2 separate regions of the Homo sapiens genome follow, and region 1 is linked to region 2. A link is an interaction called in ENCODE POLR2A ChIA-PET data of the cell type or tissue named here. Cell type or tissue: B cell. All regions are shown on one strand. Links, peaks and the distances in the headings refer to the core of each region. The heading gives the core; the rest is flanking DNA.

Evidence for each region. Peaks named below come from ENCODE experiments on the same cell type or tissue, not always from the same donor. Only the 100,000 strongest peaks of a DNase experiment are listed, where the experiment ranks them.
Region 1: POLR2A ChIA-PET joins it to region 2 with 10 read pairs; 2 of 35 experiments call an interaction of 5 or more read pairs at or near these places.

Annotation. Positions count from the first base shown.
Region 1 is chrX:41,593,870-41,599,258 of GRCh38, forward strand. The region is part of intron 12 of CASK (calcium/calmodulin dependent serine protein kinase); the gene reads right to left. Among named protein-coding and RNA genes, the nearest start is that of CASK-AS1, 79 kb to the left of the region's middle. RefSeq lists silencers at 2,839-2,958, 2,999-3,048. In B cell, for the core only: no CTCF peak of the experiment used is centred there; a DNase peak (open chromatin) is centred at 2,932; H3K27ac peaks cover 474 bases.
Region 2 is chrX:41,872,363-41,877,751 of GRCh38, forward strand. The region is part of intron 1 of CASK (calcium/calmodulin dependent serine protein kinase); the gene reads right to left. Among named protein-coding and RNA genes, the nearest start is that of CASK, 48 kb to the right of the region's middle. In B cell, for the core only: no CTCF peak of the experiment used is centred there; no DNase peak of the experiment used is centred there.

The DNA of each region.
Region 1 (5,389 bases), core at 232-5,231, 280 kb before region 2:
ATTCTCATGGGTCATCTGCATATTATATGCTGCCTGCAAAGATATGCAGGACTCAAATTTCAAATCTAGGTAGAGTTTTGTCAAGGTCTGGGGCAAATGAAAGGTAGCTGGGTTTTGAGAACAAAGGAAGACTGCAGCTTGTCTTTCTTACCCTTTACCCACCCCCCATTCTATCATATATAAAGAATATATAAAATGTTACTTGGGACCTTACCAGTAGTCTTGGACTTTCAGCTAAAGCCCAAAGCTAAGGCCAAGAGGAAGTAAATGGCACTGAACCTGCTATAAAGCTGCTAGACCACTTCTCCTGGGCTTGCTGAAAGGCAGTCAAAATGGCCCTTCCATATTCACCCCAGGACCCCTCATTCTGCCTATAGAGGCAGAAGTCTGGGATTTGTAGGAGTCACAGGACTAAGAAGAGCAAGTATTTGATTATTCCCTTCTCCTTCTTGTTCGGGAGGAAAGGAGAGGGGATTGCACCCTCCCTCATACAAAGTGAAGGATGGTAGATGCCCCAAAAGAACCACGCATTAGACACTGGAGGTGCCAGCCAGAAGAGCTCACTATCTCATTCTCTGGAGGGATGCTTGCTGAATTGTAGCAACTTATAGGCCCACCTTGGTACACTAGAAAGGATCTCTGTGTGAGAGAGAGTCCTTGGGGCAGCTTGACATGTAGCATTTGGGGTCCTAAGCAAAAAGAGACTGGTGCCTGCCTCTTTCATGACTGGAGGCCGCCTGGGGCAGGCCATGCTTGTAGTGTATGTTGAGTTAAGCATGTGTGTGTTTCCCATGAGTCAAGGAGACACTGCAGAAGGTAGCCTGGCTGGAGCCATCTGGATACAGCCCTGCCCAGGAGGACAAGAGGACTCAGAAGTAAAAAGCTATGTGGTAACCCCTGGGGGCAGGGGACGAGAACGTTTCTGAGACCAGGTGCTGAGTATACTGACGATGCAGAAACCACACGTCTGCAACTCAGGACAGAGCCAACACTGGGGTGTCTGCCACACCAAGGGCATCAACAGCCAAGAGGGAACTGAATGTCTGAGGTACATTATAGAACATGCTGTTTAAGTGGTTCTTTTTCTTTCCCACGACCAGACTCGGGTTCTCTGACATTAGGTAATAGCCCCTAGCGTGAGGCTGAGTACATAGTAGTGTTTAAGAAATGCTTCCTCTAGAAAAAATAAGTATTATATTTGGACTAGTACATAGAAATTGTAAATAGATTTAAAAAAAATTCAGAGTAACATAAAATAAACACACCAGGAATATTTATTTCAGCTTGTTTCTTTAGGAACCAGATATTATTTCTCTTCGATCCTGCATGTGCAGTTAAAAACTTTCCCTCAAAATTAAGAAATGTGTTTTGACTATATTTAATTCTTTCTTTTGTATCTTTTAAGTCTGACTTACTTTATACAACTTTCAAGGTAAAAGAGACCTTAGGGCTGGGTGTGGTGGTTCATGCCTGTAATCCCAGCACTTGGGGAGGCCATACGAGGTAGGAAGATCACTTAAGCCCAGGAATTCAAGACCAACCTCGGCAAGATAGTGAGACTCTGTCTCTACAAAAAAATAAAAAAATTTGCTGGGTGTGGTGGTGATTGCCTGTAGTCCCAGCTACTCAAGATGGGGAGGTAGGAGGGTTCCCTGAGCCCAGGATGAGTGAGCTGTGATTGTGCCACTGCACTCCAGCCTGGGTGACAGAATGAGACTCTGTTTGGGGTACCAAAAAAATAAAAATAAAAAAAAGAGGAGATCTTAGATGTCAACATGATTCAACTCCTCCATTTTAAAAAGTCAAAAGCTGAGTTCCAGTCAGGTGAACTGTCATGGTCAGGGTCATACAGCCAGAGTAGCAGGGACCTGACCCTGCCCTGCTGATATGCTGTCCTTTCTCTCATCCAGATCTCCTCAGCTTGTTACTAGAATTCAGTAATACACAATGCCTTGTGCCAGGGAGATATCTTTGGCAAATACTTGGGAAAAAAGCTGTAAAAAATTCTATTTATAGGCTGCAGGGAAAAATACACTCAATATGATTTGAAAACTATTAGCTACTCAATTACAAGCCTTGCCATGTTAAAGAATGTCAGGATTCTCACCTGAGGTGAGGAGTTCGAGACTAGCCTGGCCAACATGATGAAACCCCATCTCTACTAAAAATACAAAAATGAGCTGGGTGTGGTGGTGCATGCCTGTAGTCCCAGCTACTAAGGTAGCTGAGGCAGGAGGATCGCTTGAACCCGAGAGGTGGAGGTTAAGGTGAGCCGAGATCACACCACTGCACTCCAGCCTGGGCAACAGAGTGAGACTCTGTCTCAAAAAAAAAAAAAAAAAGAATATCAGGATCCTAATCCTATCCTGGCAAGATAGGAAATATTTTAGGCTTTGCAGGCCATATGATCTCTGTCACAGCCACTAAACCCTGTTGTGTTGTATGAGGGCGGCTGTTAATAATCCATAAATGAATGAGCATGGCTGTGTTCCAATAAAACTTTATTTACAAAAACAGGTGGCCAGCTGGATTTGGCCTGAGGGCCATAGTTTGTGAATCCCTGCTCTAGAAGCTTAAATTCAAGTTATATTGGAATGACAAAATGTATTTCCTTTTGCTATTTGCTTTCCTGAAATTTGAAGGTATCAGGTGTATTTGTAAAGCTGAGGTGTGAAGGGGGAGGAAGAGAGAAGGAAGAATGTTAATAAATTATCCCTAGAGGGAAAACAAGAATGAATCTGTTACTGTTTACTCTCTTTTTCTAATGAAATTATCATTACCCAAATTCAGCACTTTTTATTAAAAAAAACAAAAAACAAAAAACATGTACACACAACACCAGGGCAAAACAAGGAAATGTGAACAGCTGCAAGGGAAACAGACTGTCTCATATTGTCTCACAGATAGGCCTGCTCTCTGCAAATCTCTGGTACTGAGTCAGATATGACCACACATACCTACACCGACACGCTTCATTCATCTTTCTGTCTTAGGAAGTGTCGCCACAGTTCCATAAAGAGAACACATTCTACATTTGACATGGGTTTTCAAATGAAGCAGAATAAACTTGGTAGTGATATTAAATTCAAATCTCCTGAGATTGTACTTTCAAACATAAAGATGATAAAATCAGTTAATATGTCACCTTTTATTTACATTCAAAGCACTAAATCAAGTTTCATTTTTTATCATACTCATTATATCACATTATCTTCTGATTTCTTAGTTATCAAATAGAAACCTGTGTTTTGCTCATAGTTTATGTGCAGTATTTATCAAGATCAACATTTAAAATGGAATGCATGGTAAGAAGCTATAAAATAATTATCACTGAGTTGTATGTCCCACTAACTTTTTTTGCACAGAGAAAACCAAATCTAAGGACCAGAATGTATACTGTTTCAGACAAGTTGATAACTTTTGCAACTATACTGTAGGCATAGGCTTGTAGGGTTGCAAAGAACATTGATGTTCATTAGCAACCATCATCTTATCACTTACTTTATAGATACTGAAGAAGTTTCCTGCTGGAAAAGAATGAAAGTTTGCAAGAATCAAATATTTAGCTGCAAAATATTTAATGAATGTGTCTGTGATGATCCTAATAAAACAGATAATAACAGTGTGCACGGAATTACACTGTGTAGCAATAATGACCATTGAAATAACTTGTTCTGGAAACACTGACTATCTTATTAAGAACTTTCTTCAGTTTCTGTGAATTACGTGGGTAAATAGGAACAAAGTTTCAATGTCACATCTTTTCAGTGAACTGAGCAGATCAGCCATCAATACATAACAGGTATTTTCTCATATACATTTGAAATTGAGCAAAATATTAGGGAAAGCTGATTTAATACTGAAACACAGAGAACTGATATTCAATTACTGTACTGGAACTGATTTTCTGAAGTTGGAGATCACAGAAAACTTTGTAAGATCTAAAAATCTATTTTTCTTGCTCAAGTTTACATATAAACTTGTTGAGGCCAGGTGCAGTGGCTTGCATCTGTCATCCCAGCACCTTGGGAGGCCAAGGTGGGCAGACTGCTTGAGGCTAGGTGTTTGAGACCAGCCTGGGCCACATGTGGAAACCTCGTCTCTACAAAAAATACAAAAATTAGCCAGGTGTGGTGGCGCACTCCTGTAATCCCAGCTACTTGAAGGGCTGAGGTGGGAGGATTGCCTGAGCCTGGAAGGTCGAAGTTGCAATGTGCTATGATTGCATGACCGCACTCCAGCCGGAGTGACAGACTGAGGCCCTGACACACACACACACACACACACACACACAGAGTCCTTTCAAAGATCCTTGGCATCATTAAACATCATGTAGTTCAAGCTTGGAGAAGAGCAGTGTATTTAGCAGTGGCCTAAAGATTGCATGATGGGCAACGTAAGTGTGAAAGAAACATTGCAAAATTTAAAATGGCATTTTCAAAAACTTAAGGAGCTACAATTAAACACTAGGAAGAAGTTTTTTTCTTTTTTCTTTTTTTTGAGACGGGGTCTTGCTGTGTTGCCTAGGATGGAGTGCAATGGCACGATCTTGGCTTACTGCAACCTCCGCCTCCTGGGTTCAAGCAATTCTCCTGCCTTAGCCTCCTGAGTAGATGGGATTACAGGCACGCACCACCACTCCCGGCTAATTTTTGTATTTTATTTTATTTTTAGTAGAGACGGGGATTCACCATGTTGGACAGGCTGGTCTTGAACTCCTGACCTCAGGTGATCCACCCACCTCGGCCTCCCAACGTGTTAGGATTACAGGCGTGAGCCATGGCACCCGGCTGGAAGAACTTCTATAACCTGTCCTTCTTACAAATCTAAACACAATTCTGTATCATTGGGATATTACAAGTTACAAAAAGAAATCAAAATCACTCAGGCCATTTTTCTTTTTTGACGTGCAAAGAATGCCTATCCTACCTGCACCAAAAATTGTTTTTCTTGAAATTTTATATTCTACAAAATTGCTAAAAATCAATTTATTTTAAATAGTTGAAAGCACTCAAATAATAGTCATACAGATGACTATCTGCATGGAGATAGCAAACTCCATTCATTTGAAGGGAATTCATTTGAAGATTTCATTTCATTCATTTTGAAAATTTTACAAATCTTACACTAAATTTGTTTCTCATCTTAAAAAGTGTGTAAATTCCTAAATCTAGTGACTGAAATCAAGGAGCAAGAGTTCCACCCTGGAATTTAGATTTTCCCTGGACTAAGGTTCAGGGCTGCTCCCAATACCATGGCCCAGTTTGTACTACATAACTCAAGTTGAAGATGGACATGTAATGGACAACTGCTTACTGTATTTAATGGCCAAGAAGAATGTTCCTGGATGCTCTTGAGTTAGGTGTTCCGGGAAAGCTTTAGTTTAATA
Region 2 (5,389 bases), core at 302-5,301:
TAGAATTGCCCTTGTCCAAGAATTGATACTGCACTACCAGGATTATCACATTCTAGATCTCATGGCATACCCCTACCTATGCTCCTTGTGCTTTTATTAAACAGTTATCTTATACCTTACTACCAAGAGGTCATCTAAACAGAAAGATCACCTCTTATGATGCTGTTCTTTTAAAAGAATAAACTTTATTTTTCAGAATAGTTTTGGATTATCAAAAAAATTACAAAGATAGTACAGAGACTTCCATATACCCTGAATCCAGTTCCCCTATTACTAACATCTTCCATTAGAATGGTACACTTGTAATAATTAATGGACCAATATTGATACATCAGCATTAACTCAAGTCCATTCTTTATTTGGATTTCCTTAGTTTTTACCTAAATGCCCTTTTTCTGCTCCAGGATCCCATCCAGCATACCAGATTACATTTAGTCATCATTCTCCTTCAGCTCCTCTTGGCTGTGACAGTTTCTCAGACTTACCTTGTTTTTGATGACCTTGACAGTTCAAATCACCTCATGGAACTAATCTAGCACTAATCCTGTATAAGATGTCTAACACATTAGCTGGGGCCATGGGCTACTCCTTATTTCTTCCTGTGTCCTCATATAATCAAATACTTCATAGCTGAAGAGTAAAATAAATGAAAAGCTTACAGAAAAGTGCTTTTGTCAGAAGTAATAACAAACAAAAGGACTGAAATGATGTCATTTGAATATTACCTAAAATGCAAAATTTCAGAAGGGGTTTTTATCAAAAATATGTAGATTCTACTACAATATTTTAGCTAAAGAAGAAGAAGTAGTAGTAGCAGTAGTAGTCAGTATTTTTGACCCTGACCCAACTCTGACTCCATTCAAGGAACAACAACCTGGGAAGAAAATGCAAAGCTAATGCTGACCTTGCTTTCTTCCTCACAAAAAAAAAAAAAAAAAAAAAAAAGAGAGAGAGAGAGAGAATCCAATTATGTCACCTAGAAAGACACATTTATACTGCTTAACATTAAGTGTTCCAAATCAAAGACTAAAACTGAAGTAAAAGGTGAAAAATGCATGCAAGAATCAAGACTTTAAAACAGTACATCTGTTGTGCAATTCATTGCAGGGCTGTAGGTAATTAGAGTTTCCTCAAACAACTTTCAAAGAGCCAGCTATAACAGAGAAGAAATGAGTTCCACTGCACATTCCTATTTTATTTTGGCTGTAATATTAGCAAATAACACCTAAAGCACTAAATAACAAAAAGTATATCTACTGAAAAGATGATGGACCACAATTCTTTCTAGGGAACACATCAAAAAGCCATTATCATTTCATTTGTAAGAAAATTCTGGTGCTTCTACAATACACAATGCAGAGTTACTGTGCTTAATGAGATTGTATTAGGTTAGTGCAAAAGTAATTGCAGTTTTTGTTGTTCCTTTTTTTTTTTTTTTTTTTTTGGAGACAGAGTCTCGCTCTGTTGCCAAGGCTGGAGTGCAGTGGCACGATCTCGGCTCACTGCAACCTCCGCCTCCTGGGTTCAAGCAATTCTTCCTGCCTCAGCCTCCTGAGTGGCTGGGTCTATAGGCGCACACCACCACGCCCAGCTAATTTTTTGTATTTTAGTAGAGACGGGGTTTCAGCATGTTGCCCAGGCTGGTTTCGAACTCCTGAGCTCAGACAATCTGCCCACCTTGGCCTCCAAAATTGCTGGGATTACAGGCGTGAGCCACCATGCCCAGCCAGTTTTTGCTATTACTTTTAATGGCAAAAACCACAATTGCTTTTGCACCAATCTAATAGTCTGTTACTACCATATAACAGACTAGATTTTTTTTTAAAAATTTTAAGTTCTGGGGTACATGTGTAGGACGTGCAGGTTAGCTACATAGGTAAACGTGTGCCATGGTGGTTTGTTGCACCTATCAACCCATCACCTAGGTATTAAGTCCAGCATGCATTAGCTACTTTTCCTAATGCTCTCCCTCCCCTGCTACAGGCCCGAGTGTGTGTTGTTCCCCTCCATGTGCATATGTTCTCATTGTTTAGCTCCCACTTATATGTAAGAACATGCAGTGTTTGGTCTTCTGTTCGTGTATTAGTTTGCTGAGGATAATGGCTTCCACCCATGACCCTGCAAATGACATGATCTTGTTCCTTTTTATGGCTGCATAGTATTCTATGGTGTATATGTACTGCATTTTCTTTATCCAGATATCAGACTAGAATTTTAAGCATGTTTTAGACCTCTGATTTCCCACAAATATTTAGCTAATCTGCAATACAAACAATCCAAAGTACTATATATCTCCTGCTTTCATTTCCTGAACAGATGAAATGGATCTCAACACCAGCTAAGGAAATTGCATTATGCTAAAAGTCTCATCTATAGGTAATACACTATTGATCAAGACTAATCATTCTTTTTGAAAGTGATCACTCAGCTAAAACCTCAACTCTAGTAGATAAAATGCATTATAATCATCAGAAAATAAAGACAGTTGTAGTGATCAGTCCAGTTAGCAAAGGCTACTATTTCAATTACTGCTCAAGATACTCTTAGCTCTGCAATAATGTTGCTTTTCACATAACAGACAATCACGAATGGTAACAGATGCTTACTGGTTTGGATTAGTGGTTGATTCAAATACACAATGCTTAATGTTTATCAATCTTAATAAAACATTACACTATCAACCACAGTGTATAACACTAAAGCCATTAGAGCAAATCTGTTTTTATTGCTTTATTTAAAATCTTGGTGAGTCCTACCGTAAATCAAGAAGTCATTGCTTAGCAGAATAGTTTCAATAATGTGATCTTTAAAAAGTGAAATTCTGCATTATATATTTGCCCAGAGTAGAACTGATGAGAGAACAAATATTTGAAAATAACCATGGAAATACTCTTTGGTTTTTCCTTAAGTTTCAGTGAGTCTTCTTTACCACTTAACTAAACATTGTGGCCTCCTTTTCCTGTTGAAATGCCTCTCTTCATAACTCAGATGCTGTAGAGCATTTGCGAAATCATTTTAGCTTTCTTCCTTTTCCCACCTTTATCCTCTCATGCAGAACATCTTGGTGTACTGCAAGACTCAGCCATGCTACTCTTCTAGTCATCAGAAACAGCACTATGGGGCCATTTCACTTTCACCCATAACCTACTGTTTATGCTCCCTCACTCCAGAGTTATTGAAGAAAGTGATGTTAAGAACAATATAAAGGTTGGGGGTGGGGATTGGTGGAGAGGACTGTAGGGGACTGCATTTTAAATGAAGCATAATCAGGGAGGTGTAACAATGCTTCTTTAAAAAAGCTATATTGGTTAGTACATTAGTGTATAATGATGAAGAAAAAAAAAATGTACTTCAATACCAGTACAAAAGAAGACTTAAAATAGTGGAAACCATGATTAATACAATTTGATACTTTAAAAAGCCTGGTTTTAGTATTTAAACAGAAAAAAGTAATCCCAATGAATATACTTTCAGGAACATAAACATGAAAATGGAAAAAATAGTTTAACTGCATGGTACAGAAAACTGATCAAGGAGCTGGCTTAGTGGAACCATCTGGACTGGGAAATATTTTCTTAACAAAAAATTTCATTAATAGTTGTTTAATTATGATTAAAATATTTGTATTTAAATCCAAGTAGTCAAAAGCATCCACAGGTAAAAAGTCCTATACTTACCATAGAAGCATAAAAGGATTATCTGTTCACATGTCACCTTTACCATAATCTTCCAACAAGAGCAACAGTAGCAATGATAAAATTATTAGTAACAGATACTTTATTAGTATTAGTATGTATTGGTATATTATTATTATTATTACAGCTATTGAGTACTTACTATATGCCAGTCATTTTTCTAAGAGGTACTGGTATTAACTCACTTAATTCTCATAACTCTCTAAGGTAGCATATTTATCCCCATTTTACAGATAAGGAAATCGAGTTTCAGAGAAGTTAAATAACTTGGCTATAGCCCCAGATCAAGTAACTGGTTCAGTGAGAATCCGGGTCCTAAAAATTCCAGATCCAAAGTCCATGACTTTTTTAATCAATATGCTATCCCTGTCTCATATCTATTATCAGACATATGCCAAGGTCCCCTGTTGAAGTTATCTAATCTTTATCTCTTTCATTAGAAGCAAATATTCACTTATTTTATATATTGAGAAGGTGTACAGATTTCAGTTGCCTTATATGTTTATGTTCTGTAGGACTTTAGGCTTTTAAAAAATAGTATATAGTAAGTATTCACTTATATGAGAAAAATACTGTATATGTACCCACCAAAATGTATAGAAAGCATCTCTCTTTATAATCAATGGTTACTTTAAAAACAATTTTCACATTTATTAAAGTGAATTTAACACTGCATATTGATTTAGATTCCTTTCTGCTGAAAGACTGCACTATTAACTGGCACTAAAAATATCTTGTTCCTAATTGGTTAGAAGGGGATACAAAACCAGAATATCAAAAATATTTCTTTTGAAATAATTCTACAGTAATGTGGCACTGACAATTCCACTAAATATCTTGTAGGCAAATAAACTATTAGAGGCAGGGCCAGAGTCACACTCTCATATATTTGGCACTAGGGCAAAAGTCAAGACATACGGGTGTCCAGTTCTAGCTTTGCAACTAACTGGTTATATATTTTTAAGTTACAGTCACTCTGCGCCAGTTTCCTCATTTTTAATAGAGTGGGTTAGAACTAGATAAATACTTTCATTTTGTCAAGCTCTAAATTCTGACTTCAGGAAAAACCATAAGGCACTGGAGGTTTATTCATAGGTTTTTCTGCTGACCCCGTCCCTCTCTGTTTCTTCAACCACCACAAGACAATCAACTTCCCTGATTGGAGATTGGAACAGGTGTGTTCTAATTCTAAATGCATCACTTAACTATTAGTTCCAACTCTCTGGGGCTTCCTTCAAATAGGGGAATTAGACTGGTCTCCAATCTCTTTGTACAGATGAGTAACTTTATTTACCCAAAGATTTAGTATTAACAGTCGGGAGCAGGAGGGAGAATACTTATGAGACAACAGCCATTTCCACAGTGGAGAGGAATGGTTTGTTCCCAATAGAAGTTACCAGATTTCAGTCCCATTGCCAAATAGATATTATGAGCAAGGAAGAAATCTATAGTAGTAACTTAAGACCACCAGAAAGATCAAAGCCCAGAGGGTGAGGGTATGGCAATAAACATTAGACATATCTCTAACCCTCTTTTGTTTGAAATACTCATTACCCTGTGGTACTGGAATACCTGTGCCTACAAAAGCAGCTATTGAATAAGGTACTTGCTGGTTTGAATTCTGGCCAATCAGATCCAACTATAACATTTACCAAAGGATTTTCTTAATCCAGATCTAAAATAATAAAACTATC